6 separate regions of the Homo sapiens genome follow, and all the other regions are linked to region 6. Evidence: chromatin loops called from intact Hi-C (ENCODE). Cell type or tissue: PC-3. All regions are shown on one strand.

Region 1 (5,000 bases), 61 kb before region 6:
TACAAAACTGTGATCAGGCCAGAGGGCAAGTGAGCACTGACTGAGTAAACTAAAAGAGCAAGATAATAACACAGTCTGCCTTTAAAAGGACGCATGTAAAGATCTTCTCCCTTTTCCCAAATTCCCTTCATAAAAACCAATGTAGAAAAAAGTCTCTAGGGCCCTAGGGCCTGAAAACCCAGCACTGAGAAATTATTTTAACCTCCTGGATGGGAGATCTATGAGCTGTATATCTGAACTTAAACACTGTCTGCAAGGTTGACAATGATGATAAGGTTCCCAAGTCAAATGGTAAGTCTGACACAATCAAACACAGCTGGGGTAACTCTATACCACATGTGGTCATCCGAAACTCTTCATTAGCAATGATATTGCTTAGCAAAACTAAAAGTCAAAATCACAACAATGTTTTCAGTGAGTCTTTTACATTTTGAATCACCTTGTTACCATACTATTTCTAAGAAATCTAAGTAAGGAAAAGGAAGAAATTACAAATTTTACATCTGCTTAATATAGTGATCTTCAAACACAGTCACCTGGAGTGCTTGTTAAAACACAGACTGCCAGTCCCCACCCTCAGTTTCTGTTTCAGTAGGTTTAGGATGAGATCCAAAAATTTGCATTTCTAACACATTCCCAAGTGATGGAGATACTGCTTATCCTGGGACTATACTCAGTAATTCCATAATGTCTGCTATATCTGAGTCTGGTTTTGGTGCTTACCTTGTTTTTTTCTTGCCTTTTGACATGTGTTGTAATTTTTTGTTGAAAACTGGACATGATTTATTGAATAATAGGAACTGAAGTAAATAGGCCTTTAATGTGAGTTTATATGTTTATCTGCCTAGCAGTTAGGCTGAATTTAATGTGTGGTACAGCTATAGGTGTCAGAGGCTTCAATCACCACCGGCGACCTTGTTTTTGTCTCCCATGTTGTCTTTGGGTTTCCCTAGAAACTCATTCTTAGATACAGTTTTTGTCTTTCAGTGATCCAAGTTGTAATTCACTGTTATTACGTAGGAGACCTATTGGTGTAGTGTGATGGTATTGAGGAGGGAAGCATTCTATAATATTATGATTAAATTGCTGTTTCTTATGGGCCTGAGTCCTCGGACTGCGACCTTCAGAAGTCTTTCTTAGCCTTTTTTTCTCCCTTATGTGAGGCAGAAAAGGTACAGAGGACTCGGTTGTCTAATTGCCCTTCCTCCACATAAGATAAGAGTCTAGTAAACTAGTTTTCCTTCAGGGCAGGACTTTGATATGAAGAACACACCGGGCTTATTTCAAAATGGTTACTTTTGCCCTGCCAAAACCACAAGGGGATTTTTCTCCAATCTTCACTAAAAGAATCTGGTAGGAATCTGCTACCATATGAACGTGTGTGTACCCCCAAAATTCATGTGTTAAAACCTAACCCCTAAATTGATTATATTAAGAATTGGGGCCTTTGGGAGGTGATTAGGTCATGAGAATGAATACATTATAAGATTTGAGGGAGACTGTTTGCCCCTCCTGCCATGTGAGGACTCTGCAAGAGAGACTATCTATCAGAAATGGGGCCTTCGCCAAATGCCAAATCTGCTGGAGACTTAATCTTGGATGTCCCAGCCTCCAGAATTGTGAGCAATAAATATATATTGTTTATAAGTTACCCAGTGTGGTATTTTTGTCATAGCAGCCTGAACAGACTAAGACAGGATCCCACAGATAAATCTCACAAAAGCATGACAGGTCCAGGTCCTCCTAAGACTGGGTTCCAAGAGTTTTTAACTCTCAAGCTTGTCCACACTCAGCTTCAGCAATTTTTCGGTTACCTTTAAGAAACACTCAAATGCTCCTACCCATTACTAGCTCCAGTGTTTGTGTTTCTGGCAAGCTGTGATTCTATTTGCCTGTCTCTTCAGCTTCCCAAATAGCAATTTACCCTGTCACCTCAATTCCCTGATAGACTAAGAAGAGTTGTTGAACTACATTGTTTCTTGTGGTGAGGACAGGTGAGACATTTCTAAGTTATTTACATGTGTAAGAAGAAACCAGAAGTCTGGACTGTTTGGGGACCACTTTAAGAACCACTGGTTTAGCGAGAAAATAGCCACCTTCAGTCAATCTCAGAATACATAAAAGCCTTAGGCTCCACTGCATAGCCTCCAATACCCACATTAATTTAATAATCATTTGTAGCATTATTTTCTTCCAGCCAATGTCCTTCATGTCAAAAATAATATGTGTCTCAGAAAAGGGAGAAGACCCAACACCCTTGATTGAGAGGTCTCATGTTGTACATGTCTGAGCCTGCCTCACCCTGAGTCACATCCTCACCCTAAACCACATCCTCAAGTGTACCTGTTGGAATGCTTTTAGCTGCAAGTATCAAAATACCTGACTCAAATGGTAGGAACAATAAGAAATGTTCTAACAATAAGTATTGACTACATAAGAGAGACTCTGAAGCATAATGGACTGCAGGGCAGGGGACCTAAAGGCTCAACTATGTCGTCAAAGCCACAGGTTCTTTCTACTTTCATCCTGCTATCCACACTCTATTTTATTCTAAAGTTGGCTCCCCTTATGTTTCCAGTAGGTTCTCAGTGACAAAAAAGGCTAAATGTTTTCCTCTTCATGTCCACTGGGAGAGAAAAAACTAGTTTTCTCCAGCACTCAAATAAATGCTCTTTCTTTTATACTTTTTGGGACAACTTAGGTCATATGCTTACCTCTAAACCGATACAGATGCTCCTGAACTTATGATGATGCTATATCCAGATAAACCAATTACACGTTGAAAATACTGTAAGTCAAAAATACATTTAATACAGCTGACCTACTGAACATTATAGCTTAGCCTAACCTACCTTAAACATGCTCAGAACATTTACATTAGCCTATAGTTGGGCAAAATAATGTAATACAAAGCCTATTTTCTAATAAAATATTAAATATATCATGTAATTTTTGAATACTGTACTAAAAATGAAAACAAAATGTTGTATGAGTATTTATCATTAATGTGCACAGCTAAAAGCACCATAGTAAAGTTGAAAAATTGTAAGTTGAACCATCGTAAGTTGGGAATCATCTGTAATTACTGCCACATGAAGCTCTGAGCCAATTGGCTTAGGCTTAGGTTCCTGAACCACCATATTCAAGAAGTATGAGACACATACTTTGTTTTAACTAATCAAGAACTAATGAGGAGCTCAGTCAGTTCTGCAAACTACAAATGAGAAAAGAAAGGATTCTTAGAGCATAGAACTTTTGACATAATTTTGACATGTGCTAATATGAGTCTAAATTTGAGAATACACACCACTAGTAACTGTGAATAATTCCAGTGACACACTTTTAAGACTTCCGGTCTTAAATATAAAAAGTGTCTTGGACACAACACCTATCATGCCCACTGAAGATATTACTCTAAAACATTCTCACAAGATGTGAAATCCCTTCTCCTTTCCTCAAAAATCTCCAATTGGCTTCACAACTATTTAACAGGAGAAACAAAATAAACTTTAGCATTCCCTTTGCCTTGGACTCCTTTAGAAAGTTGTAGAGCATTATTTTCCTTTTGTATTTCAGCAATTCTGTTTGCAGGCGGCTTCTTCTTTTTTTTTTTCTCTAAGCTGATCATTATGGATAAACATAAAATCTCTAAATAGATTTTCCTAGTCAGTTAACCATAATCTTGGGGGAAAACATAAGGTAGAATCATTATTAAAAACCATTCTCAGTAATACACACATCTTTATTATGTCAGTCTTTTGCCAAAAAAAATAAGATTGATAGTAAATTCCACTTAATTTTTTTCTTCACAGAATCAAGCCATCTGCCTCAAAACACACGACCAGCCTCTGTTAGATGAATTCACACATTTTAAAGCCCCGAAGTAACCATTTGAATGGAAATTGGACACTTCTTGTCATTTAGGAAGCTTTTTTAAACTGGAAAGGCTTCTCATTTGTTCAATTAAATGTGTGTGTATGCAATACACTTTATGAAATTTATCCCAAAACAGTGAGGGCTGAAATAATATTTGAAACAGATGGCACAGCTGCTGTATTTAGAGAGCTACCCATGGACATAGATGGGGACATTGAGGGAACTATGAAGTGCAAGCCAAAATATTGTACAATCAAGACTCTTAGTCACAGCCATTAAAGATGGGAAAATCTTTTTAATGTCAACCTCTTCCATAATGGAGGTGTGTGGAAAGTGCTACGATGTAAGTCAAGTGGAATTTATACCCTTTTCTGGATGAACTCTTTTCTTCTCAGTTGAGCCTTAAAATTTGAAAATGCTGGATCTGCTGCCTTGGAGTTTTCTCTCTCTTGAATACTATTTGAAAACGATGCTGAAAGTATCATTCCCCAGGGAATGTTAGACAGTGCCGTGTGCATAGCAGAGAAAAGCAAATTATAGTGTTTAAAGCTAGAGGGAGGGAACTGATGGAAACCACAGACATCATTTCTCTAGTGCCCTAATTTTATAGGTGAGGAAACAAAGGCCAAGGAGGGTTAAATGATTTCACCTCCACCCCACAGAACTGGTCTCTGGAGACTCACTCCCAGGCAACTTCCATCACAAATACTGTTAACTAAAAGGAAAGGAAAGTTTGGGTATTTTTTTTTATTTTATGCCATTTTGTTTCATTTCATTTTAAATAAGACTGTCACATCTTTTAAAATTCCATTACTTATGAGGCAGATTTAGAAAGGCAAAGTAGGGAAACAGATCAATTTTTTCTTAAAATTGTTTTGAGGCAAAATTATTTTACAAAAATGGAAGTCTATATGCTCTAATTTGGGGAAACTGTGTGTGAGAACAAGAAGTTTGGCTAGATTTTTCATTTCACATTAATCATGTGGACATAACTTGCACGTTGTTTTAAAACACCTGACAATTCTGCATATTAATCTAATCAAGGAGGCTAATTTTTAAACACAAAATTTTTGAACTCAGAATTCGTGAGTGGGTGTAATATGCCTGAGCAAGCCCCAATCTTC
Region 2 (5,000 bases), 160 kb before region 6:
TCTGGGCAACTAGTGAAGAATTCTGACTTCATTTTTTAAATGTCTAGGTACTACTTTGCAATTTTCCATGCCAACAGAGGAAAGAAATACTGTGAATATCTCTGATACATGGAATTAAGGTCTTGTTCATCTGTAGTGATCTGTATCATCAACTGGTTGGGCTTGACAAAGTTAGGAAGAGGAAATCTAAGTAGAGTAGAACCTTCTCAATTCACACCGCCTGTTACTCACATCCTCCAATATGCCCCAGAGATTCCTTTATGGCCCACCTACCACTCAACCATACCTATGTGACTTCAACTTCCACAGTTAAGACACATCAGGATAAACTAGAAGTTTATTAATTTCCTGATTTGTGAAGAAGTTATAGGAATCTAAGGGTATGATTAAGCTATTGAATTAAAGCCCAAAAATGGGTTACTGAGATCAAAAGGAAAAATTAATATTTTCTCACTTAGGTAAAAGCCTCAGATAATGTTATGTGAATTTAACTCCAGCCAGTTTTCTAACAAAGAAAAGCCTCTGAGGATTAACATGGGACTGAAGATTCTTCCACTGATTCTTTCTCCACCAATTCATGATAGTTACATATATGTTGAAGAGGTACAAGAAGAGGATATGTCAGAGAGTCTATAATTCGGATGAATATTAAATTTTTTCCTAGTAACTTGGAAACAAAAGCTCATCTATCTGTTGTCTTTTGAGCCCATGTATAAAACCTAACCACCATGCCTAAGAATCAGGGAGTAGATGGATGGAGAATTTTTTTTTCTCTCTCTCTCATATGAATACATACAGAATATATCGCATCCACAATAGTAAATATAAATCCCATTGCACATTATGGTATAGGCAGGGTTACAGAATGAACGTATTTGTGAAAATTGTAAAGCTGCTATTTGTGCACTTTAATATCTGTAAATTATATCTCACAAAATAGAACTGTAAATAATAATAATAAAGTAGGGGTGGGAAGTGGGCAGAAGCAAATATAAAACAAGAATGGCTGAATATTGATACATTTTGAAGCAGGATGATGGGTGCATAGGGGTACATTATGCTATTTTGTTTACTTTGAATAGGTTTGAGATTTCCCATAAGAAAAGGTTTTAAAAACACTAATAGTTTTAGTTTCATTATCCCACAGTCACAGCTTTTATCGATATAAGGACCATGATTAAAATCCACTAATATCTTTGACATTTAACAATGCAGACTGAAGACATCACCTTCACACAGCCCTACCTGAAGGAAACAGCTTGACATTTTCTAACCTCTGGGTTTTTGCTTGAATAAAGATGGGACATTTAAAAAGCATTCTCATTGTCATCAAATATTGTTCTATTGCCTTGGAAAGTCAGGGATACCCAAGCAACTCTACACAGTTAGGATTTTTAGGCCTGCAATGTTGTCGCCATTTCTTTCCACTACCTTAAATAGACTGAGCTACTTGGACTTACCAATGTCCTCTCACTACCGACTTAGCCTTTATTAATTCTACTACTGTATTTCTGAGATCCTCAGATTAAAAATACTCTGTACTATTACACAGCATCCTACTTAAATTACTGATATATCAATACTGAAGTCTTTATAAAAAAGTTTAGTTGATGTTCAAGCTTTGGTACAATTAAAAGTGAAGGTAAAACTGCTTTACAAGCACAGATATCTTGAAATTATTATGTAAGAAATGGTTAGTGCCCAATAAATGTTTAGTGAATGAGTGAATGGTAGAAGAGAGATATTTAAGTGATTTAAAATTTTTTCTAATTGACTTTGAAGACAGAAGTAAAAAAAGAGCAGTAAAATACTTAAACTAAAAAAGAGCATTTCAAAGATTTCATATTTAGTGTCACTGGGAAGCATTTATGGACTTCTTGTGGGCTAAGAAATGCCTCATTTTACTGAGGCATTTTTAAAAATACATATAGCATTTTTTAATTATAGAAAGGACTATTGGTCTAATAACTGCTAAGAGAAGCAGTCAAATCTCTAGGGGAAAAAAATGCCTTTACTTACAACGCATTTATTATGAGGATAGCCTTAGTTTGCTAAGTTTAACTTTGGTGAAAACTGGTTTTAAAAGATCTAACCATTGAAACCTAAAATGAGACAAAAAGCTTTGTGGAGTCTAAATTAGCTGAATAGTTACTTTTTCTCTCTTCTTTGCTACAGTTTTTGTGCCAAATACTAAGTAGCAACAGCTTAAGAATTTAAATAATCCTAACCACTCTTCAACAAAGGGGCTATACTAAATCTGCACTAAGCATTCTACACAATGGTTTTCTTTTTGTAACAAAGAGTAGCAAGTCAATCATTATCAACATCAAAAGCCAAAACTAGTAAATTAAAATTTAGACAAAATCAGCTGGTTTTGCTCCTGCCATATTGCAGTGCCTAAGTGCCCAATCCTTCATTTCAAAGAACATTAGACAGTGAATGCTCTTCTTTCTAGAAGCAAGCCAAAAGAAGTATATGCAAACTTCTAAGGTATCGTGTGAAGACAAAGCACCAATCCAATGGACTGAGTGCCCATAATCTGTGAGAAATTCAGAGGAGATGAGAACAAAAGCTTCACATTGTATGCACTTCATACACAGCCTTTGAAACACTAAGCTTTGCAGCAGCAAAAGCACAAAATTGTGCAGTCCTGTCAAATGTTACATTGCCAGAGGACGAAAATATCAGTAAGGACTGCATCTAGAAATTGCATTTTAGCAGTCTTTTGAGATGCACACAATGCACATAAACACACACATACATATATATGTGTGTCTATATGAGAGAGAAAGAGATCTCTCTGCATAGCTCATTATAGAGCAGGAATATTGTAGCTGACATGTCATTCATATGACTAACGATATAATCCTAATTTTCTCTCACTGGCAAGTTTTTGATGCTTTTTTCCTTCAGGGCTACACCTTGTTTTCTTCTTAGAGTCAGCTTAACAATGAGTTGTGATGGAAATTTTGTCCTAAAAATGTTTAGTCATGGGTGCAATGGGTTAGAAAATGCTAAGAAAGCAGAGGAAATGACTCATATTGGTTTGAAATTCATGTGGAATGAAAATATTCCACACCTGTGGTCAGCTCCTGGTCTGGGTTAGTAGCCTCATGCTGAATATCATAGGCCAAAGGGAGACTAGTTTGAAGAGTGGTGAGAGGTCCATTGCTACGGGCAGTAATGGAAAGTCAGCAGGATGACCATTCTTCCTCTTTGTATTTTTTTTATTAGTGTATGGGTTGCTGCATCAGGTGTGGAAATAGGAAGAAGTGTGGGACAATATCTCTACCCTTGAGCATCACACTATCCCAATGAGGGAAACAAGACACATAAATTAAATAAATAATAAATGATAAAGTACAGTATATTTCAAGGACCAAGTAAATAGTGCAGTCAGTAAGTGTGGAAAGAGTAAAGAAAAGGGAGAGATATAGTCAGGGGAAACTTCTGAAAGAGACAACCATGGTGCTAGCCCTTCTGAGCATGGAGAAGGCAGAGGGTGGGTATTCGGCAAAGGGACCCCCGGCTTATCCCCATAGAGAAGCCTGGGACCCTCCAGCCAGGGAAAAACACAGCTCAGACTTTCCAATGTGCGTAGCAGGAGGTCAACTCTTGTTTTTATTCCAGTACCTCTAAGCCTACGACTCATCCTTTAGTTAGCGACAGGAAATGTGAGAGACTGTGTTCAACATAAAATTTCCTACATAAAACCCTGCTGAGAAAAGTGCACATCAAGGAAAATCATTCAAGACATTTACTCCTCAAGGATTTCTAAGCTCTATGCTTGCATCAGGTTAGAGCTTCATAAAGCTACACATCATGACTACCTTAGCTTGGACTAAAAGGACTAAAAACTTTCTTTACTGAGTTATGCTTTAAAATTAAACTCTCTGGCCAGGCGTGGTGGCTCACTCCTGTAATCCCAGCATTTTGGAAGGCTGAGGTGGGTGAATCACTTGAGCCCAGGAGTTCAAGACCAGTCTGTCCAACATGGCAAAACCCCATCTCTACTAAAAATACAAAAATTAGCAGGGCATGGTGGTGCACACCTGTAATCCCAGCTACTCAGGATACTGAGGCACGAGAATTGCTTGAACCTGGGATGTAAAGGTTGCAGTGAACCGAGATCACACCACTGCATTCCAGCCTGGGCGACAGACAGAGACTCTATCACAAAATAAATAAATAAACAAACAAACAAACAAACTCTCTGACTTGGAAAAATCTATCAAAAATAATAATCCCATAGTCTTTGATCCAGTAATTCTAATTCAAAAAATGGTTCCTAAAAACAATTTCCCTCGAGTATATTAATGTGTATACATGATCGTTTCGGTATTTTTTATTTTTTTCTTTGTAGTTGAGAAAGACTGGGCAAATAGATACACCTTAATGCAGTTAACCCATCCTCTGAAAATATGTATTTACCATGCAGACATTTAAAAAAGAATAATTTATCTGTCCATATACTGACCGAGAACTAGCAAACTAGGAGCCGATATCTACATGATGAGAAGGAATCATACATACGATGATCTTGGATTAGAACATAAAAGCCTTAGGTGACAACAAAAGCAAAACTCTGTAGACAAGATGTCCTGAAGGATCATAATGAAGGCCACCCATGACTGAAGTGAGGTGGATAAGGAATGAGAGGCGATGAAGACTGATATCTGGGCATGGAGAAGATTACATATAGCCCTGAAGATTGTGGCAAAGAATGACATTGTAACCTAAAAATAATGGAGCCAGCACAGTATTTTAAGCAGATACATGGTTTATCTTTTAAAATAGTCACTCTACCCTCTGTATGAACATGAAGTATACAGGTGTAACAGCAGGGTGGGGATACAAGATAGGTGGCCATTGCAGCAGTCCACGCAAGAAACAGTGTGATCACAGGGCAAATGTGGTGGAGTAAATGGTGTGGGGAAAGATTCTGGAGATAAAATGCTTGCTTCCTCTTCCTTTTCATAGTTCTTGTTTTGCTTCATTAC
Region 3 (5,000 bases), 220 kb before region 6:
CCCCATAAATATATACACCTACTATGTACCCATACAAGTTTTTAAAAAGTAAGAACTTTCTCCTGAACTCAAAGTGTTTAAAAATCTGCACCAAATTGTCAATTTCACATTAAGGGGAGTCAAGTCTAATGCCATAAAATAATTGTGTACAAGACAACTGAATGGTCAAAGTCTGAGAAGTAAACTTTAAAATGAGCTACATAGATGCTTATATGTTCACTATAAACAATAGCTTTTTGTTTCTAGATATTACTGTCTCTAACAGAATCAGAGAATGTTATAATACCAAATACAACAAAGGAGTTTAGAGCATAAATTGTATATCAGAATCAGTGGTTTGGCGATTGTGGAGTCCACAATAGACACTGTGTTAGGGTGAAGAAAGCCATGAGGCACATACATATCCACAGCCTTCCTCCACAAGGTTAGATTTTGCTCACATTTATACATTAGTCCATTCCAACTCCGATGTTATAAAAAAAATACTAATCCATGGGAAGCGAATGCCAATGAAATGGAAAAAACTCCTGCATTATTAAAGGACAATTTTAAAGACTCATACAAGAATAGAAATATTCTTCAGGACAGGAAGGGAGAAGGTAAAGAAGAACTAAATTTATAGAGTATACCAATCTCTTCAGGATGCAAAGTTTAAATAGTAATACATAAGCAACCCAAAACAGGCCATTTTCACATTACATTTTTTTATAGGGCACGGTTAGAGCTTCAGCTTTTGAGCTCCATTTTAGTTTGATTGCTCTGAATTTTCTTAAGTATCATCTGAAATTTAATAGTTTTTTTATAGAGATGTTTCTGGAGATCATTTTATGTAATTTTGACACACTCTTATGCAGAGTCCTTTCATTCTTTAATAAATTCATATTGAAGAGTAACATACATATGGAAAAGCAAGCAAATCAAGTGTTCACAGAATGACTACATTTGGTTAATCATCTTTCTGATGAAGAGATACAACATTTCGGCATCCCAGATCTTCCCATGCCCCGTTCCAAGAACCACCCCCCTTCTTTATGGGAAGACTTGTTATTCTCCAATTAATGACAGAACATGAGTGTAACCTCTTAAACTTTGTAATCTGTTATTTCTTTTTAGTAGCATGCCTAAATGGTGTGGCAATGATAATATTTTCAAACTGAATTTAAAAATGAATGGCCCAACTTTATGACTCATGAGGATTTAGGCAGTCAAAGAGTTTTAACCTAAAAAAGACAAGAGTTTGAAATTACCTGCCATCCAAATTAGTGGCTTGGACAGCTGCAAATACTTTGGTTTTCAAAGGTAATCCTATACTGGGGATAATTAACTGCTGGTTGTAGGTTGAATCCTAATGATGAAACAATAAAAAATCTATTATTACCTCCCCAACAACAGCACACTTACTACTTAAAACAACAATATTAGAGAGAGAAAAAAGAAAGTAAATCAACATAAACCTACAGAATCAATCCAAAAAGGATTTACGTGACCCTCTGGTTTCTTGGCAGAACTGTTATTAAGCCATATCCATGTAACAAATTGATTCCATGTGTGAATCTTTTTGTTTCCATAGTTTACCATATATGGTGGCTAATGTTCACTGTATCTAAATTATATTCAGTGGTCACTAGTTAATATTCAGTTTGGTTAATATTCAATGGTCAATATTTAGTTTACTTAAATTAATGTTCCATTTATTTGATTATATTAGAGACTAATATTGAGTTTATTTAAATTATATCTGTTTAAATTTAAGCCCTTTACTGTAGGCACTGTAGTTCTTATACTTCTGATAATATTTTATTTACCAAAAATCACTTACCTGGCAAATTGAAATTGTTAAAGTTTAATTGAAAACCAAAGTAAGACCATTTTAAAGTCACAGAAGAATAGAAATTTTCTTCTAGGGAGAATAGAAGAAACTACAGGAGAACCAAATTTCTAGAATGTATCAATATCTTCAAGATGCAAGCTTTAAATAATAATACACAGAAAACCAAAATGAGACATTTACTCATTACATTTTTTATAGGGCAAGATTCAGCTTTTGAGACAAACACAGACTCCAAGCTGCTAAAATACATGCCATATGGTTCCTGCACAAATTCTTTAGAGGTCACTTATAGAAGGGTATCTCAGGACTTCATTTTTACTTTTCTACCCTTATTTTGGACCAGTTCTAGAGAGCTTATTTGTATCATTCTCAAATCCACAGTAGATTAAAGCATCGGATTAGAAATTAAGAAGTAGCAGGTATAATTTGATAATGAAGAAAACCAGAAAAAATAGAGTGCAAAAAACAAACCAAAAAAACCCTCCAAATTTAAGCAGTCACATCATTTAACAGAGGCCAATTGTTTCCCTAAACTTAGTAATTCTGAAGACATTGCTGTTTGGCAGAAAAGTTTTAATGTTCATTATAAAATCTTAAAATCATTGGGAAAGACAACATATCAACCATAATATCTTTAGAAGGCTTGGAAGAAAGCAAAATATTTTGAATTTTATAATTTAAGACAGTAATAGTTGGGATGCTTCATTTTTGGAAAAAAAGTTAATACGAAACATTTTATTGCCAAATAAAGCCAAATATATAAGAGATATACTTAAAAACTGATACTCTTCAGTCTTTTGTTTTCTATATTTTGGTGATAAATGATTAGCTCCTCTAACCATGTCTGATAGGTAGTATTTTTATGTGATTATCTTTCAGGCTCCCTTTTCCAACTTCTCCAAATAATCTACACTTCATTAACTATACAGCCCTTTCATCTTATATTTGCATCATTATTGTGCAGAAGAATGCTTACTTTCTTTACAACATTATATTGCTGAGTCATTTTGCAAATGACATATGATCCACCTGTGATTTAATTATGAATCATCAATTTTTTCCTACTGGAATTGCTTCTAAGAGGTAATTTTCTGACTTTAATTTGTATGGTGGCTTTTACTCATTAGTAATATATTGTCCCTAAAATCAATTATATCCATTTTAATTTTTCTCCAACATTTAAAAAATGTTCATAATTATAATAACCTTATTTAATATTTGCTGACTCTCCACACTCTCAGAAGAATCTAACATTTAGGTAGAATTCCAATACACAAAGGCATCCTTACTTTCCATTTCCACAATGAACAAAACTGACATATTTATATTGCACAAAATAAAGCCACAGTTCAACTGGTAATCTGCATATATGAAAATCACATAGCTGATAGAAGTCATTGGTTTTCTAAATATAATTTCCCCTCAGTATACTTACTGAATCCCAGAGCACATAAAAATAAACTATTGTGCTACATCGAACTGAGTGCAACTTTTCCTCTCCAAATAACAAATCAGAAAATGAAAGTAGTTGGGATGTAATATAAAATTTCATTATCCTCAAGGGTTAGAAATAAAAAACATTCCATGTGAAATAGGAATTAATGGCTTCAAAAGATTATAATATTTTATTTGGAATGCTACAATAAAATTACATCTGGCTAGCTACATGTTAATATTTCAAAAATAATAAGTATGATTTTGGATCAACTAATGAAAGTATATCAAAATTTTTTCTAGGGTAAATTACTAATTTTTAAAAATCCTGTAAAATGGCAAAATACTATGATGACACTGTGTTAAAAAATTTTTAGTTTGAGGCATTGAAACTCTTCTGTATTATACAGCAATGATGAGCAAATGCCACTTTATATTTGTCAAAACCCATAGAATGTACAAGAGGAAGAGTAACCTAAACATAAAAGAAATGTCAACTATGGACTTTGGTTAATAATGTATCAATATTGGTTTATTAATTGTAACAAATGTTTCACACTAACACAAGATGTAAATAATAGAAAAAAATATGTGCAAGGGGAGGGGGTATATGTGGGAACTCTGTACTTTCTAATCAACTTTTCTGCCAAACTAAAACTGCTCTATAACTGATTTAAAAAGAGAAGTATTTTGGCACCATCTATTTCACTTGTAGTCTAATATCAAAAAATTGGTTATCGTATAATTAAAATATTAAGGTTATCATCTAATTATAGGCTTTTTTAAGCATTACAATTTCAGAGATTCTTTTAAGGATTATACCTTGTTAGCAACAGAACTACAGTACCATCTCTTAATGATAAAAGAAAGACCTTAATAACAAAGCCTTCCTGAAATCCACACTTCAAAATTTTGATTTTCTGCTATTTCAGTGAGAGAATAGTTTAATTTCACAGAAAATAATAGTATCATTACATGTCATATGGATCATATTTTTCAGTTTTTTAGAATCAGGAATTCTCATCTTTGTCTCACTCAATTAGAACAAATAATATTAAATCCAACTAGTAATCTCAACTCAAGCTCAGACAGCTTATGCATATAAATTAACAGACGGGAATTTTCCAGTTTAAAGTTATATAAATATTGTTAACAACAATAGTAAATATCTGACCATATCAAAAGTGAATACTGGCACACGCTTGCTGAGTATTGTAGAACCAAGTATCTTGGCAGCTTCCTTTTTTTTTTTTTTTTTTTTTTTTTTTTTTGAGACGGAGTCTCGCTCTGTCTCCCAGGCTGGAGTGCAGTGGTGCTATCTCGGCTCCCTGCAACCTCCGCCTCCCGGGTTCACGCCATTCTCCTGCCTCAGCCTCCCGAGTAGCTGGGACTACAGGTGCCCGCCACCACGCCCGGCTAATTTTTTGTATTTTTTAGTAGAGACAGGGTTTCACCGTGTTAGCCAGGATGGTCTCGATCTCCTGACCTCGTGATCCACCCGCCTCGGCCTCCCAAAGTGCTGGGATTACAGGCGTGAGCCACAGCACCCGGCCGACAGCTTCTCTTTGCAGAAGAAAGTTTAGAAACGACAGAAAGGCAATCTTGATTCTAACACATTTTAATTTGTTGTTTAGAACTCTGTGGTGTCAGACTACAAACTTATAAACATGATTTTTTTAAATGCCTTTGGAAAATGTCCTACTACAATATTTATAGCTCATTATATTCAAAGTAT
Region 4 (5,000 bases), 120 kb before region 6:
AGCAGATAGCTTTTTTTGTCCAGGTGGATCATATTAGTCTCAAAAAGGGGTTTTACTTGGTTAAAGTAAACTGGTTTAAACATGGTTTAAGTAAAACGTGATTTCCAAGTTTTACTCTTGGAAAACTTTTAGAAACCATGAAGTCAGAATTTAGGTAACAAGAGAGCAAGTTTGACTTTGAACTACTAAATGAGTCTGAGGACAAGCAAGCAAAGATTGAGTAAGCCAAATATGACTGTTAAATGAGTGATCTAATTAACCTCATGAGGATCTATTAGAAGAGAAGCTGCTTAAGAGACCAGTTACTAAAGAAAGACAATTCAAATAACAAGACACTACAGCCATGATTAACCATGTAATTTACTTCAAATTTTTATACTCAAGATCCTCATTCATTGTAAAACCTGACCCATAAAATATATCTTTTATTTTTACATCTGAGATTCCCATTTCCACTAGCCGATTGTTAGATTCAAGAGACGGAAAATCAAGACACGGTATTCAAGGACCAAGTTTCAAAAGAAATACATCCAGCTACCGTGATGCCTTAAGTAATGGCACTGAAATAGATCAGAAGTATGGAGGGTTCTGCTCAGGGGTTATAAAACTGTAGGGTCTTAAAAGTGAAAGTGGATTTAGAAGGCAGCTAATCCATTTCTTTTATTTTACTCATATGCCCAAGTATCCAACCCCATGCTCTCAAAGATCAGCTCCCTGTGGTTTCTTTTTAGAAAGCAGAAAGTCAGTCTCACTCCCTTACCAAATGATCTCATTAACATCACGCCCTTCTCTGTGCTGTTTCTCACTCTTCCACAGGCCACTGTTTCCCACTGATCCCCACCTGGAGTTAGGTGCACACTCCCCTCAAACGGAATGCGATGATAGTAAGAGACAGTAAATGACACTTTACAAACGGAATGCGATGATAGTAAGAGACAGTAAATGACACTTTACAAACGGAATGCGATGATAGTAAGAGACAGTAAATGACACTTTACAAACGGAATGCGATGATAGTAAGAGACAGTAAATGACACTTTACTTTCTCACTTTGTCCCACGGTTCTCGGCAACACCATCAAATAGACTTTACTGAAAAGTTTGGGTAATTCAAGGGAAATAGCACATAGAATGTGAAAAGTTAAATTATGTCACAAATAAAACATTTTCAATAATCAAGAGAGAAACACAAAACAAGTTTGCTTTAATGCCACCTCTTTTTGGCTTCCCAGACATCAGATTTCTCTATTTTATAAAAACCCACCTTCTTTTACCCCCATTTGCCTTTAGGAAAATACTACTAACTACCCCAAGGATTCTTCTCAACAAAAATCACCTATGTGCCTCCAGCAAGAAAGTCTCTCCCTTAAGAGTCATTAATTCTGGAACAATATCCTGAGGGCCTTCAAAGGGTCAATCAGTGATGACTCATAACATTCAAAGTTTTATACCATAAATCTATATAAGATAGAGCCCTCATGGGCCACTCTTTTTACAATCTCCTCATCAGCTGCATGCATAACTATATATGCTCTCAATTGTATCAATCAGGGTAGGTCATGAAAAGGAAAGCCATTGAGATGAATAAGAAGATTACCATCAGAATGGCTGGAGAGTAAAGATAAGAAAGGCCACTGCTAGCTTTCAGGAGTCAGAATGCATGGATCACAGGAAAGCCCCCGTGAAGGATCTCAGCAGCCCACACCATTAAAGTAGCCGATTCTCAAGAAGTGGCCTAGAATGAGACAAAATTTATATCATATCTACCTCTGATGATAACCACACACCTGTCCATAGTCACCACTAAAGAATAATAGCTTCTTCTTTTCTTCCACTTTCCAAGAATTACACAAATGTCTCTTATTGGCAGAATTTAATCAGAGGCCTGCTGAGAAGAGCCTAGAAAAGTAGTTGTAGAGATAGCTTAGACAGACTGGGATGATCCTCAGTATCATTCAGTCCTAACCTTTGGATACTCACCATCCATACATACCTGTTTACCAATATCTAAGTTTTGAAACAACAAAATTAAAAAACAATAGTATGCTTTCACCTAACTTGGTGAATGTATTCCTTACACAAATAAAAGCAGGTTCATCCTTTCACCTAAAGGAGAAGACATTTGCCTCTCGAGTCCCATAATTCACTGTATCCAACTCTGTTGATGTTCATGTCTATTCTCAAAGTATCCTTTGTTATTTAATATTGTACATACTGAATTATAAGATATTAAGGACTGAATTATGTCCTCCCAAAATTGATGTGTTGAAACCCTATCCCCAGTGTGACTGAATTTGGAGATATGGCCTTTAAGGAAGTAATTAGGGTTAAATGAGGTTAGAGGAGTGGGGCCCTAATCCAATAGGACTGATGTCCTTAGAGGAAGAGGAAGAGACACCAGGGGTGCATGCACACAGAGAAAAGCACATGTGAGGATGAAGTGAGAAGATACCCATCTGCAAGCCAAGGAGAGAGGCCTCGGGAAAATCCAAGCCTGATGGCACCTTGCTTTTGAACTCTTAGACTTCAGAACTGTGAGATAAAATCTTCTGTTGTTTGAGCCACCAGTCTGTGCTATTTTGCTATGGCAGCCCTACTAGACAAAGGGCTAGCCACCAGTCACATAACTTACATAAAATAGCAAAAAAAATGGGGTAGGAGAAATGATTAACACATTCTTTAGTATATAATAAACAAAGAAAAAAATATGCAGTTATCACCATCCTCATTTCTGTAACTGGTCATTTATTTTTTCCACAACTCATTCCATGTGCTTATCTCTGCCACATGTTTTGATTCCTGCATGGTCTGAGCCATGTGTGGCCTTGACTTCAATTGCTATTATCATCCATTAACTTTTACCACTGGTCATGGAAGTACCAAGAGATACCTTTAAAAATCTCCTGAGTTCTACATACTCTTTCTTACTTTGTAGTAGAAACCCTGTTTCCCTCTGATAACCAGGATGAGTCATCACAGTCAGGAAAGCAACTTTCTTATTTGCTTGTTGATTCAATGGCCTGAGAAGGCTGAAGTAACCATGTAGCAATCTCAACTGCCAGTTAAATGGAGCCCTGCTTAGTCTCCCAGTGTGATTATTCTCTTTTTAAGAAATAATAGTTTTTTAACCAGAGAACCAAAACATGCAGAAGGAGAAAGTATAAATTTTGTGAGAGGACTATTTTGGGTAAGAGTGAATAAATCCACTCTATTTCAATCCCTTGGATCCTGGACTCAAGCATTCTTTGTATTGAAGAAATAACATCATATTAGTCACTGGTTCACAGCTTATATTGCATTGCATATGACAGCTCCTCAAATTCCTAAGTGTTGTAATCCAGGGCAGCTTTGTAACTATGAATCTAATAGGCCATTCCACTGTTCTGTCAGGCCATCTGTGTTTTGCAGTGAAGGAATATCATATAAAACCAGCATCTCCTTCTCCTGACTCCCACATGGATTTAAGCCCATTACCTCTGCTATTTTATTGTACAATATCTTTCTTGGTCAAAAGCAAGATTCTGTGTGATACCTTGAGGCATTCAATTAATCATAGATGATAGTATTAGAAGAAGCATTGAAGGCAAGAAAGGCAGAGTGAGTGCCTTTTCCTATGAAGACAAATTGCTGCCCCCTCCATGATGGAAGAGATCCAATGTGATCAATGCACCACCAGGTGGTTGGCTGGTCCCCCAGACAGTGGTGTATTATCAGGGGCTCAAAAGTAGACACTGTTATTGGTAGATTAGTTACTCAGTGGTGATGACAGACAGTTCAGTCTTGGTAAAGTAAGCCCCTAATTTTGAGTCCATACATATCCACCTCCATCCCTGAAGCCATAGCCACTGTGTTCATTAGCCCATTAAAGCAAGCACAGGAATGGCTGACTGACATCCATGGAATAGGTCATCTTGTCTACTTCATTATCAAAAACCTTACTCAAATGGCTTCCCTTTGAGTATTGAGTATTTGAATATTGTGATTTAAATATTCTCTATGTCCCCATTGCAAGAGTCCTATCCACAGAAGTCTTCCCTAGATTGCTTTTCAGCAATCCATCAAGCTTGTGATTTCTAAGTTCCTTCTAAACAAACTGTTAGCTTGCTGCCCTGTGATTACTTTAGATACATACCTTTGCTACCTCTCTTTTCAGGCAAGTAAACAAAGTATTCAGAGCTCTGCCCACAGTATTCAGGGCACATTAGTGCTAGAGCAGCTGACCTTTTACTTGCATCACCATATGATGCAGTAGTATCTATAAATAAGGCTAAATAGTCCTTCTTCCTCTGTCAATTAGTCATAGGGAATGTCCCATAAGGCTATAGGTATGGGTAAAGAGATAGGCAGACGTGTAGCAAGAGTAAGGTGTGGAGCATCTGATCTACTGGTTCATGCCACTCACATGTGTTTTTCAGGACATACTTGTGCCTATTTTTATATACCCACTTCTACATGCTGAGGCATGCTATTGCCCAAGCCAAATTCATGACTTTGGTAGTCATATAACACATAGTTCATTATGGGAAGATTATGTCCCATAGTCTTCTTAAGAGAAGAATAATTAGAAGAAACAAGCATGCAAAGGCTTTTCTCAAAGCCTTCCCTCCACGTAATCCTTTTCATTCAGCTGCCCAAAGAGTGACAGGGTGACAATATGGAAGATTACCTGAGATGTTTTAGGGCAGGGGGACCTGCAAGTGGCATTTAAGACCATATGCGGATTCTATTGACCAGAACTCATCTAACTACCAAAGTGTCTAAGAAATGTAGTTTAGCTTCCTCCTCTTCACTGCTAAATAAATAGATATTTACTATTGCATAATTTCTATGAGTTAGGAATTTAAGAGTATCTTAACTTAAGAATAGCTTAATTTGGTCTGGCTCAAGGTTTTCCAAGAAGACCTTGTAATCAAGAAGTCAGCCAGGGATTCAGTCCCTCGGGATGTCTGATCAGGGAGGGTGTGCTTTTACGCTAACTCATGTGGTTGTTGGCAGGCTCCA
Region 5 (5,000 bases), 290 kb before region 6:
TGAAGCTTACTGTATATCAGACACAGCTAAGCATTATAGATTGGTAAGTAAAAGACAACATTTCTAGGAAAAAGGAACTTACAGTGTAGTGGGTGATAGTTTAATGAACAAAGAATATCCAGGAGGAACGAAAATCTCAGTTGGGGTTGGGACATTGGTGTAAAATTAAGCGAGTTTCCTTGAAGGAGTAATTGCATTCTAGAAAATGAATAAGAGTTATCCAACCTAATTTGTAAAATAGGTTTACAGAGTGTAGGAATCACAAATCCAAATACAAGGAGATGAGAAATGTAGTAGCCAAGATATAATAGACAGTTCAATGTAACTAGAAAATAATGCATGAGAGGGCCAGAGAGAAGAGATGACATTAAAGAGCTAGTCTGTGGTCTGAGGTGCCATGATTAATACTTTAGATTTTTATCCAGAAGGCTACTGGGAACTAGTCATCATAGATGATTGACATAAGAACTGCATTTTGAGAAATACTTCAGAGTCATTATAGAAAAGTTTGGAGAGAGACAAGGCCTCCACCTAAAGTATAAATTTTCTATCCTGAATATCATGATACATTTTTAATCAAGACAAAGGCAGACAGATTCAAATTCTAAGCCCACCTTGGGTGGACCCTCTGAATTTTTGTCTTTTTTGTAACAAATGTAGATTCTCCAGTAGATTCACAATAAGAATAATCCCACCTTGGCCAGGCGTGATGGCTCACGCCTGTAATCCCAACACTTTGGGAGGCCAAGGCAGGCAGATCACGAGATCAGGAGTTTGAGACCAGTCTGGCCAACACGGTGAAACCCTGTCTCTACTAAAAATACAAAAAATTAGCCGGGTGTGGGGATGTGCACTGTAGTCCCAGCTATTCGGGAGGCTGAGGCAGGAGAATCGTGTGAACCCGGGAGGCAGAGGTCGCAGTAAGCCAAGATTGCACCATTGCACTCCAGCCTGGGTGACAGAGTGAGACTCCATCTCAAAAAAAAAAAAAAGAAAAAAAAGAATGATGAATGATCACGCCTTTCGGGTAAGGCCGTACTCAAAGGTGTTTGTACTTCTCCTTCAGCCCCTTAGCACAGAACAATTTTAACACAGTACAATAATCACATTTCTCCATATTTTGTCTGTCAGATAAACCAAAGACAATCATTACTATATTTATAATTATCCCATGGGTCACCACGCAGCTCAGTTCTATTTATTATATGGCTACATGCAACAAGGAAACGAGGGAACAGGGAAAGCAACTCATAGCATTAGATGTGGAATGCCACAATGACTCATCTATCCAAGAGTTTGTAAAATTCTTCATAGGTTATGAAATGTTTTCTTCATAAATCTTTAATGTTTAGTTGCTTCTCAGTGCTGTTGACGCAGGCATTAACCATGAGAAAATGGACACACCTGGTCAGGCAAATCAAAACCTGGACAAACAAATTGCTTATTCTCTTCCTTCTAGTCCAACCTCTGGCCACTAACTATACTTCAGAGAACTTGAACCATCAATTAGTCTTGCTAAGCTGGTCTATGCAATGTCCCATCCATACAAACACAAGTCCTTCACAGGACCAGCACTGCTGGTCCAATGTTCTAGGAGCAGAAGTGAAAATGAAAACCAGATTCTTGAATTATTTTCCCAGGATTGTTTCAATGGAGTGTCTAATTTCCTGATAACAATCTAAAGAAGTCAGTGACACGTAGGGAGCAGATGAGGATCATCAGGGCACACCCAAAAAGGGTTCTGCTGTATTTTCAAGGAACTTAACTCCATATTAACCAGGACCTATTTGCAAACAATATCACTAGCTTACTTAATTGAAATAAAATGCTGAATATAATTTTAGTTGGAAACATCCATGTCACTGAAAGAAATGGGAGTAAAATGGTCTTATTTTGGAGATGTTTTCTTTCTTAGGACATCTGTCATTTCATGAACGGTTCATCTTCAGGCTCCTCCTTGCCTTAAGTGAGATTAACAGACACTCTGAATCATGTTTATTTATTTATTTTTTTCTTGTGGGAAGAACAAAATGGGGGCAAGGAACATAATTGGAATTTGTAAAATTTAAATATTTATACCCTGAAGAGAATTAAGCCAATTTGATATGGTAATGTTCTAAATGAAATGCTAATAAGCAAAAGACTATGTAATCTCACCCTGTCCTATGACAATCGTTTGACAAAATTCAAAGTCAGCTCTGTAGTTTAATGCTGATGAAGGACCAAACATTCAAGGGCAATTTTCCTGTGGTGGATGCTTAATATGAGACTGTACAAAAAGGACCCTGGTGAAAGCAAATACTTTATAACGGTTGAATTATGGCTGCATTGACTAATTGCAGTCCTGCTCCCTAAAAACCTGTGCAGGTGTGCAGAACCAAGATGAGGCATTGTTTGTAAGAAGAGAGAAGTCGCTGTGGGGAATCAGGCTGCAGAGGGCTCATTGACTTCAGTGCCAGCCTCAAGATTTGTGAGGTTAGGAGACTAGAGTAAAATATGAGGCTCCCTGACAGCAAAGCTGTTTAAAACTGACCTTGCTCACCTTGGAGGATAACCAAGGAACTGATTGTTCCACTGCACTCTATAACTGCCAACCATGAGGAAAAACAACATCAGGTCGGCTCAGGCAGTCTCCACCAGGGAGAGCTATGTTCAAAGCCTTGCGAGATTCCAGAAAATTTACCCATTCGTCAGATGTTGTTACCCTCTCAGCACTTCCTTCATTGAGTACCACAGTGTTTACATAAACTTGCTGAGGTTTTTTTTTTTTTTTTGGATAAACCTACCATACTGATAGCCATCCATTTTGAGACAAAGCCTTCCCTTTAGCAAACCAGCTTAGAGAGAGGGTGAGTGTAGCCAATCACGGTTCCCTAACTGACAATGTTGTTCTGTCCACAGTGTGGCCTAGACTAAGACAGAACATTAAGAAGAGAGAGATGATTTTTTTTGTCTCTGACAAATGGAGAGATGAAAGAAAAGAAAGTATCCTATTTTCATCCCAAGGATAGTGAGACAAAATCTCTTTTCTGAGAGAGCCCAGAAATGTCATATAAAGTATAAATTTAAGAGCTAGACTGAACCTTGGAGGTATAATGGACCTTGTCTTTTATAATTCTTTCACTATAAATATAAGGAAAGCTGGGGTTCAGAAAGTATTAATTTTGCTATGTTCACACACCTCACTGAAGAAGATTCCAGCCTTAATCAGCTCTCCTAACCTCTAGTCCAGTTCTCTTTGTGCTACATTGCCACATTGCCAATTCAAAATGAAATTATGTGCAAGACATTTATATGAACCTGAGTGAGTCATTTTAATCAAGTCAAGATCCCTTTAGATGAATTTTGTGGGCCATTATTCACTCTACTGATTTTTGGATTAGAAAAATAATAATGATTGAATTGTATTTAAAGCTCTCAGGAATCCAAAACAATGTACTTGAAAGACATATTCCTGCATGGATAATTCATGATCTGACAATAGAGTTAGGACTGGGGTAGAGTGTATCCTTGGCCTGTGGACCCACATCTTTCTGTAGGAGAGCTCTCAAAACTAGTACTGAGGAAAGATGTCTCTGAGAAACATTGTCCACTATCGCTACCATATATCCTTAAGGTTTACAAAATCCCCCAAATAATATCACATCATGTCTATTTTTTCTAAAGATTACATCACTTGGCCTCCACAGAATAGACAGAATCATTCACTTAGTACTTTTCCTGTAAGACACACTGACAACTTCATGTTTGGGTTCCCATACCTCATCCTCGGACTGTATAACACTAGCAATTTGGGTATGGAAGAGAAAAGTTATCTTCAAGATAAGAACCTACAGCAGGGATGCTCATATGCACTTTTCCTCACTAAAAGGAGGTGGGCTTACTGTTGAGGAAGCCTCACATAATAGTGATTACAAAAGAGGAGTAAATCCTAATTTTTCCTCTGGAATACTTCTGTAATGACAAAATAAATATCTTTTATTTTTTTAAATTTATGAGAATTATAATATTTTCTGCATTGGAATGGGTATACATATATTCACTGGAATAAATGTGATTCCATTATTGTTCAGAATTCTGTTATTTCTGTATCAAATGGAGCTCATCTAGTCTCATTTTCTGTATGCTCTGAGGACTGAGACTGCATGAGTATTTCTCCAAATGAGAAAGAAAAACAATTATATCATTTCTATTTCATTTCAGCTTACTTAATAAAGGAGAAACAAGAAAATGTAAAATTAATTGCAAGAGGTAGGTTAGTACTGGGAAAGTTAATGAGGAGCTTTTATGGGCTGTAATTTTTATTTATTTATTTATTTATTTATTTATTTGTTCAATTAATTATTTATTATATCTATTGGATATGGCTAGTGTGTAATAGCCATCTGAGTGCGTTTAAAGCTATAATTACCCAAAAAATGAGTCCTGCCCTTACAACTTGTAACCTAATCAGATTCAGGAAAGCAGAACATTCACATATGGAGTGAGTGGAATTTACTTAGCTATCTCATAAAGTGAGATTTCAAGGAAATTTCTTTTCACCTGATAAGAGGGTGATATCTACGTGGTCTTATTAGTCAATAGACAAGTTGATAAATAAGTTACTTGCCACCTACTACTGGAAGACACTGTGGTGAGCAAGGTGAGAGGAGAAAAAAGCATATGATAAGCTGTATTCATCCTCAAGTCAAACTAGCAGTGACCAACCACAGTGTACCAGGCAGACTACATATATCCTCTTTCATAGATTCACATTTATTCAACAACAAAGCATTATTATTCTCATTCCCTAATTTTACAGACCAGAGAGCTGATTTAGTAGCTTGAATGATCTATATCAATGATTTCTCTGTTGGCTGTTGCACTAGCCAGATATAACATGTGGTTGCCATTCTACGTGTTATTTAGAAAATTAACTTGCCTACATAATAGTAAAATAAAAGTGGTGTTTTTATATGTTTTTAAATTAGTTTTTAATTGGGTAAAATTTGCCTAATGTA
Region 6 (5,000 bases):
AGTAAGACCCCCCAAGGTTAGGAGGAGTCAGTGGAGAACAGGTCTACTGGCTATGCCCACAACCATGGACTCTTTCACACAGAACTCAGTTTCACATAAGGGATCTTGCCAGGAATGGTATAATAAGCCTAAGTGTGTTTTAAAGGGTTACTCTAATCACAGTATGGAGAATGGACTGGAGTGGGGGAGGTGACAAAGGAAGCAGAGATACCTGATAGAGGCCTCTGCCATGGACCAGGAGAAAAATTATAAGGACTTGACCTAACACAGTGGACATCGAAACAGAGAGGGAAAAAAGGATTTTTGAGAGCTATGTCTGAGGCTTGAGCAAATGAATTTAATACAGGAGGTAAAAGAAAGGACTTAGAAGAATTTTCTCCAGGTTTCTGCTGAGGCAGCCCAGTGTGGAGTGGTGGTATAAATCCATGCTGCTCAAACACGAGGATGGTTGGCGGGGCTGGTTAAAACACACGCTGGCCCACCCCAGAGTCTCAGGTGGGGCACTACTGTAAACTGGGCTAGGCAGGGCAAGTAAAGAAACAGGTTTTAAGAAATTAAAATGAAACTAAATTATTGGTAAGGAAAGAATGAGCAATCTAAATTCCTTAAGGGAAGAAGCTCTGTGAATTTAAGCTGTGTTATCTTTCAAAGAAAACCTCTGTCAAAAACTAATCAGGGATGCATTAATTGGTTTTGTATTATCTGAGAAAATTGTCAGAGAATGATAAAAATCTACTTCAAATCTAGCACATCCCAATGTCAACTCTAAGAAGCTTTTATCAATGTAGATACCAATATTTACATGCACCATTATTTTAGCTGCTAAAACAAATTTTGTAATAAATTATTCATCAATTACCAAAGTAACCATCTTATTTCATATAAGAAAGGGGAGGAGAAAAAAAGTAAGGCAGCAAAAAGAGGTCCTTGTGGGAATTACCTAAAATTTATGTTTAAAAATCTGCACCCAAATTCATTGAAGTTGTTGATAGAAATTTTTTCCTTGTAGGTATAATACTTAGGGCCCTGGCTTTTTGCTGGCTATTGATTGGAGGTCACCTTAATCTGAAATTAAGAAGACACTGGAGAGTGCATATTTATACCTAATTGGTTACTAATTTGTATTAATAATCATAATATTTGTTTATATTTCTTTCCCACTAATATTGGTTTAAATTTCCACAAGTGTGTGCTGATCCATATGTTTATATTTATCTGTGCATGTGCATGGCACTTGATTTTGTTTGTTTGCTTGCTTTACTGTATAAGCAATAGACCAAAAAGTTAAAGCTTGAGGTCATAATTTTACAAGAGCATGATGAGAACTGAAGAAAAGTTTGATAATCCAGAAGCTTGGGCTAATTTGTCACAAGTGTGGTTATGAGGATATAGACCTTTCTCCCGAGGGCATCAAATTCAAGGAAGCATTTTAGAAAATTCACAAGTATTGAGAGATGTAACGGAATATGAAAGCCTGGAAGTTGTATATGTCACTATATAAATTGTGTGAGATCACAGTAGGTATGAAGCAACTCCTCTACTGCTAAAGATTACCTCAAAAAGAGAAATGTAAATACATAGCTACCAACTTCCTCTCAGTGTATATTGAGCTATATTTTTCTAATCCCAGAAACAAGTTTAAATAAAAATTTTTATTCACTTTTACCTGGACTGATACCACAACATCATAGTCATCAGGACTGAAGAATAAGTTTTGTAGTGATGGAGGAAGATGTTTCAGTGTAAAACTAATCAAAATGAAATCAAATTTATGCCCTAGCACGTTGCTACTCACAGTGAAGTCCAGCAGCATTAGAATCACTTGAGAACTTGTTAGCAATGCAGGATCTCAGGCCCAGTCACAGGGCTGCTGAGTCAGAATTTGCCTTTTAACAGAATGCCCAGGTGATTCATATGCACATTAAACTTTAGGAAGCATTATCTCAACACCTGAGCACCAAGTCAACAGAGTTTACCAACTACAGTGTGACAAATGGGTTACAGTTGGGCAGAATTAACAATTTCCACAGCCCTCAGCAGAGCTAGGCAGAGCCCAGATCCTTTAAAGCCATTGGGCCAGCCTCCTGTAGCCATGTCCTGGCTTATCCATTTACCCTCATATGCTGTGCAAACACAGGCTTGAATTTTATATGTGTACTATGTACACAAAGGAGAATGTTATGTACTTTTCATGTACTAAATACATTAAAAATGTTAAGCCAGCACTATCCTAACCAACTAAACTTAAACAAGTGTTAGAATGTGAATTTAATTTTGTGCAGTACTTGATGTCATGATACATGTCATAAAAGCATCAAGTGGTACGATACCAACATTAACAATACATATCAAAATTCTAGAATTCGCATAGCTGCTGCTTTGTTTGAAGACTTACTATTTGTTATCCTAGGAGTCAGGATGAAAACTCAACCAATGCTTTTCCAAAAGTAGCTTTCGGAATTGGTTTGAGGCATCTCTTTTTATCTGATGGGAAGTGAAAGCCACTGTACTGAATTAGAAGATGATAGCACACTCCAAGAATGAGAAGAAGCTAGGCTTAGAAGCAAGTCCCTTACATTTTCTTTTCAAAAGAAATCCACATCTTACTTCTTATCCAGAAAGATTTTATTTTAACATTCTTGTTGGAAAGGGAGCATCACTATAAATAAAAGCATGTCAAATTCATAACTCAGATTCTTTGTAATGCAGGGCAACTTCAGAACAAAACATTCTATGTGCTCTGCCATCTTCATCTCAACAAAACTCATATCCTCTAGACCTATCTAATACAGTCTAATACAGTAGTCACTACCCATGTATGGCTATTTAAATTTAAATATAAATTAGCTGAAATTTAAATTTCAATATTCATTGAAATTAAGCAAAATAAAAAATTCAGCTCCTAATTTGCATTTACTACATTTGAATTGCCCAAAAGGCATATATGAGTAATGGCTTCTATAACAGATGTATAGATATAAAACATTTCCATTATCACAGAAAGTTCTATTAAATGGCATTACTTTAGACTTTACATATACATTATGTTCCTTTGCCAAGTTCCTGCAGAAAAAGAGACAAAGGGCCTCTTTTTGTCATATTACTGCCCTTTAACACAACTGACTTAAGTCCAGTAATAAAATAGTGAGCCAACCACACATTTACTCTCAAGCTCCTTCCTTCCTCGCTGCGCCAGGATCAGGAACTAGTAAGACTTCCCTGACCACTACAGGAAGATCACAGACCCAGGGCATATTCCAGAAGAAATGTGGTTAGAGTGCTTTTAACCAGGCTCCACATTCTTCCTTTATAGTAGAGTGTTGAAGCATGCCCACTCCGTTCCTACACCACCCAAAATGCTCTACCCAAATGGCCACCATTTAAAAGAATTAAATTATGTCTATTAGTTCATTCTTTCAATTCTCACTAATATTTGCATTCATGAGGTAATCCATTCTACAAATACATATTGAATGACAACTATATCCTAGGCACTGTGCTACACACAGAAGATATAGCAATGGCCAAGACAGACGTGGTCATTTTTCTTCATGGCACTAAAAGTTTAGCAAGAAACAATGAACAAGTGATTACCGATGTGATAAGTACAACATCGGGGAAGTAGCACATAATAAAACAGAGGCCTTAACCTAGTTTTCTGAGTTAGGGAAAGCTTTCTGAGCAAGTGATATTTGAGGTGAGTTTTGAAAGACAAGATCCTACTTAGAGGAGGGGAATAAAAAGGAGAGAAATGACATCCCAAACAGTGGTAACATTATGGTCCAAGGCATCGAGGTTGCAAATAACAAAACAAAAATGGAAAGAGAATCAGTGTGACTGCCTCATAGAGGTTCAGTAGAGAGTGGTAGTGATCAAGGTAAGATCAAAAGTGTCACCATCTGATTTACATTTTTAAGGGTCACTGACTACAGAAGATACATAGGAATGGAGCAAGAATGAAATCAAAGATATTATTTAGACGTTCTGTGCAAAACCATGGGCTGGGGAAGAAGGCAGAGTAAAAGCAGTAACGGTAGCAAAAAAAAACTTAGAGAATGAACAAGCCCTAAGATTTAAAGGATATTAGGAGTGAAGAAGAGAGAGGAGTTTAAAAAATGACTCCCAGATTTCTAGTTTTAGGGATTGGCTGGATGATAAACTGGCAAACACTGGAAACACTGTGGGTTGCAGGGGACCAAGCATTAGAGTGAAGTGTGAGGTCTGTGAAATTAAAGACTTCTGTGAAACATGTTAAAATGAAGATATTGAGTAGGTAGCAGATAGAGCTATAGGTCATAATCATGGGTGTAGATTGAAATCACAGGGGTCAATATGATCACCTAAGGAGAGAATATGAATTCAGAAGAAGAGCCCCTGCAATAGAGACTCACACCTTGCCACATAAAGGGCTACAGCCTGTGTTCTGAGAAGGACAGCCCTGGCTTCACAAGATTTAAAAGCTAATAAATATTCCATTCAGAATCACCCAGGATTCAATCTCAGCAATCACACATTTGCAGTTGGCAAGATTGTTTCTCCAAGGTTTTCTGCAAGATTTGAAATATTTAAACGCTTTCAGATCTTCATCCCTGTCTCTTTGATTTAGAGCAGAGAGGTAGTGCTCATGGTGGACTTTGGCAGTTCTGGTCCAGAAGAGACGTCCTCCCTCCATTCCTTGAGATGCACAGCCATCTGGTGGCCATCACTTAGCGGAAGAAATCTTACCTTCTCTTTGGGTTGGTTTGAAATCCACACACCTTTTGGATGATCTCCTATGCCTACGAAGCTATTTTTAGCTTATTTTATAGCATCATTGACCTTGAAGTGTAATTGAGCCGGAAGATCAAGTGAAAGTAAAAACAATCACTTTCTCCCTCCTTTCTTCAAATATTGTTTTATGCAAACATCAGAATCTGTGGGCTTTGTTAATGGCAACAAAAAATATAGACTGCAAAAGTCCTCATAAATTGCTATAACACCATAGACATTCCTACCATTGA

The links. A loop is a pair of places that touch in the nucleus more often than their neighbours do. Peaks named below come from ENCODE experiments on the same cell type or tissue, not always from the same donor. Only the 100,000 strongest peaks of a DNase experiment are listed, where the experiment ranks them.
Region 1: a loop joins it to region 6, with 5 times the contacts of the local background. A loop is called at or near these places in 4 of 110 quality-filtered maps.
Region 2: it touches region 6 in a loop (10-fold over the local background); 2 of 110 quality-filtered maps call a loop at or near these places.
Region 3: a loop joins it to region 6, with 4 times the contacts of the local background. A loop is called at or near these places in 6 of 110 quality-filtered maps.
Region 4: a loop joins it to region 6, with 8 times the contacts of the local background. A loop is called at or near these places in 3 of 110 quality-filtered maps.
Region 5: it touches region 6 in a loop (3-fold over the local background); 99 of 110 quality-filtered maps call a loop at or near these places.

Annotation. Positions count from the first base shown.
Region 1 is chr3:102,296,646-102,301,645 of GRCh38, reverse strand. LOC107986105 (a long non-coding RNA gene) reads right to left here and starts at 2,789. Exons shown (of 3, transcript XR_001740817.1): 1 at 2,715-2,789. RefSeq lists an enhancer at 1,640-2,839. In PC-3, no CTCF peak of the experiment used is centred here; DNase peaks (open chromatin) are centred at 1,945 and 2,325; H3K4me3 peaks cover 918 bases; H3K27ac peaks cover 2,645 bases.
Region 2 is chr3:102,399,014-102,404,013 of GRCh38, reverse strand. It overlaps a transcript of ZPLD1 not described here. Among named protein-coding and RNA genes, the nearest start is that of ZPLD1, 34 kb to the left of the region's middle. In PC-3, no CTCF peak of the experiment used is centred here; DNase peaks (open chromatin) are centred at 3,033 and 3,663; H3K4me3 peaks cover 424 bases; H3K27ac peaks cover 2,359 bases.
Region 3 is chr3:102,458,626-102,463,625 of GRCh38, reverse strand. ZPLD1 (zona pellucida like domain containing 1) reads right to left here. Exons shown (of 12, transcript NM_001329788.2): 7 at 1,248-1,345. Among named protein-coding and RNA genes, the nearest start is that of ZPLD1, 26 kb to the right of the region's middle. In PC-3, no CTCF peak of the experiment used is centred here; a DNase peak (open chromatin) is centred at 2,845; H3K4me3 peaks cover 370 bases; H3K27ac peaks cover 1,252 bases.
Region 4 is chr3:102,353,327-102,358,326 of GRCh38, reverse strand. No RefSeq gene overlaps it. Among named protein-coding and RNA genes, the nearest start is that of ZPLD1, 79 kb to the left of the region's middle. In PC-3, no CTCF peak of the experiment used is centred here; a DNase peak (open chromatin) is centred at 2,996; H3K27ac peaks cover 1,350 bases.
Region 5 is chr3:102,527,298-102,532,297 of GRCh38, reverse strand. No RefSeq gene overlaps it. Among named protein-coding and RNA genes, the nearest start is that of ZPLD1, 95 kb to the right of the region's middle. In PC-3, a CTCF peak has its summit at 2,630 (motif pointing right); DNase peaks (open chromatin) are centred at 407, 1,387 and 2,657; H3K4me3 peaks cover 432 bases; H3K27ac peaks cover 3,766 bases.
Region 6 is chr3:102,235,565-102,240,564 of GRCh38, reverse strand. No RefSeq gene overlaps it. Among named protein-coding and RNA genes, the nearest start is that of ZPLD1, 200 kb to the left of the region's middle. In PC-3, a CTCF peak has its summit at 4,690 (motif pointing left); DNase peaks (open chromatin) are centred at 1,914 and 3,184; H3K4me3 peaks cover 973 bases; H3K27ac peaks cover 3,456 bases.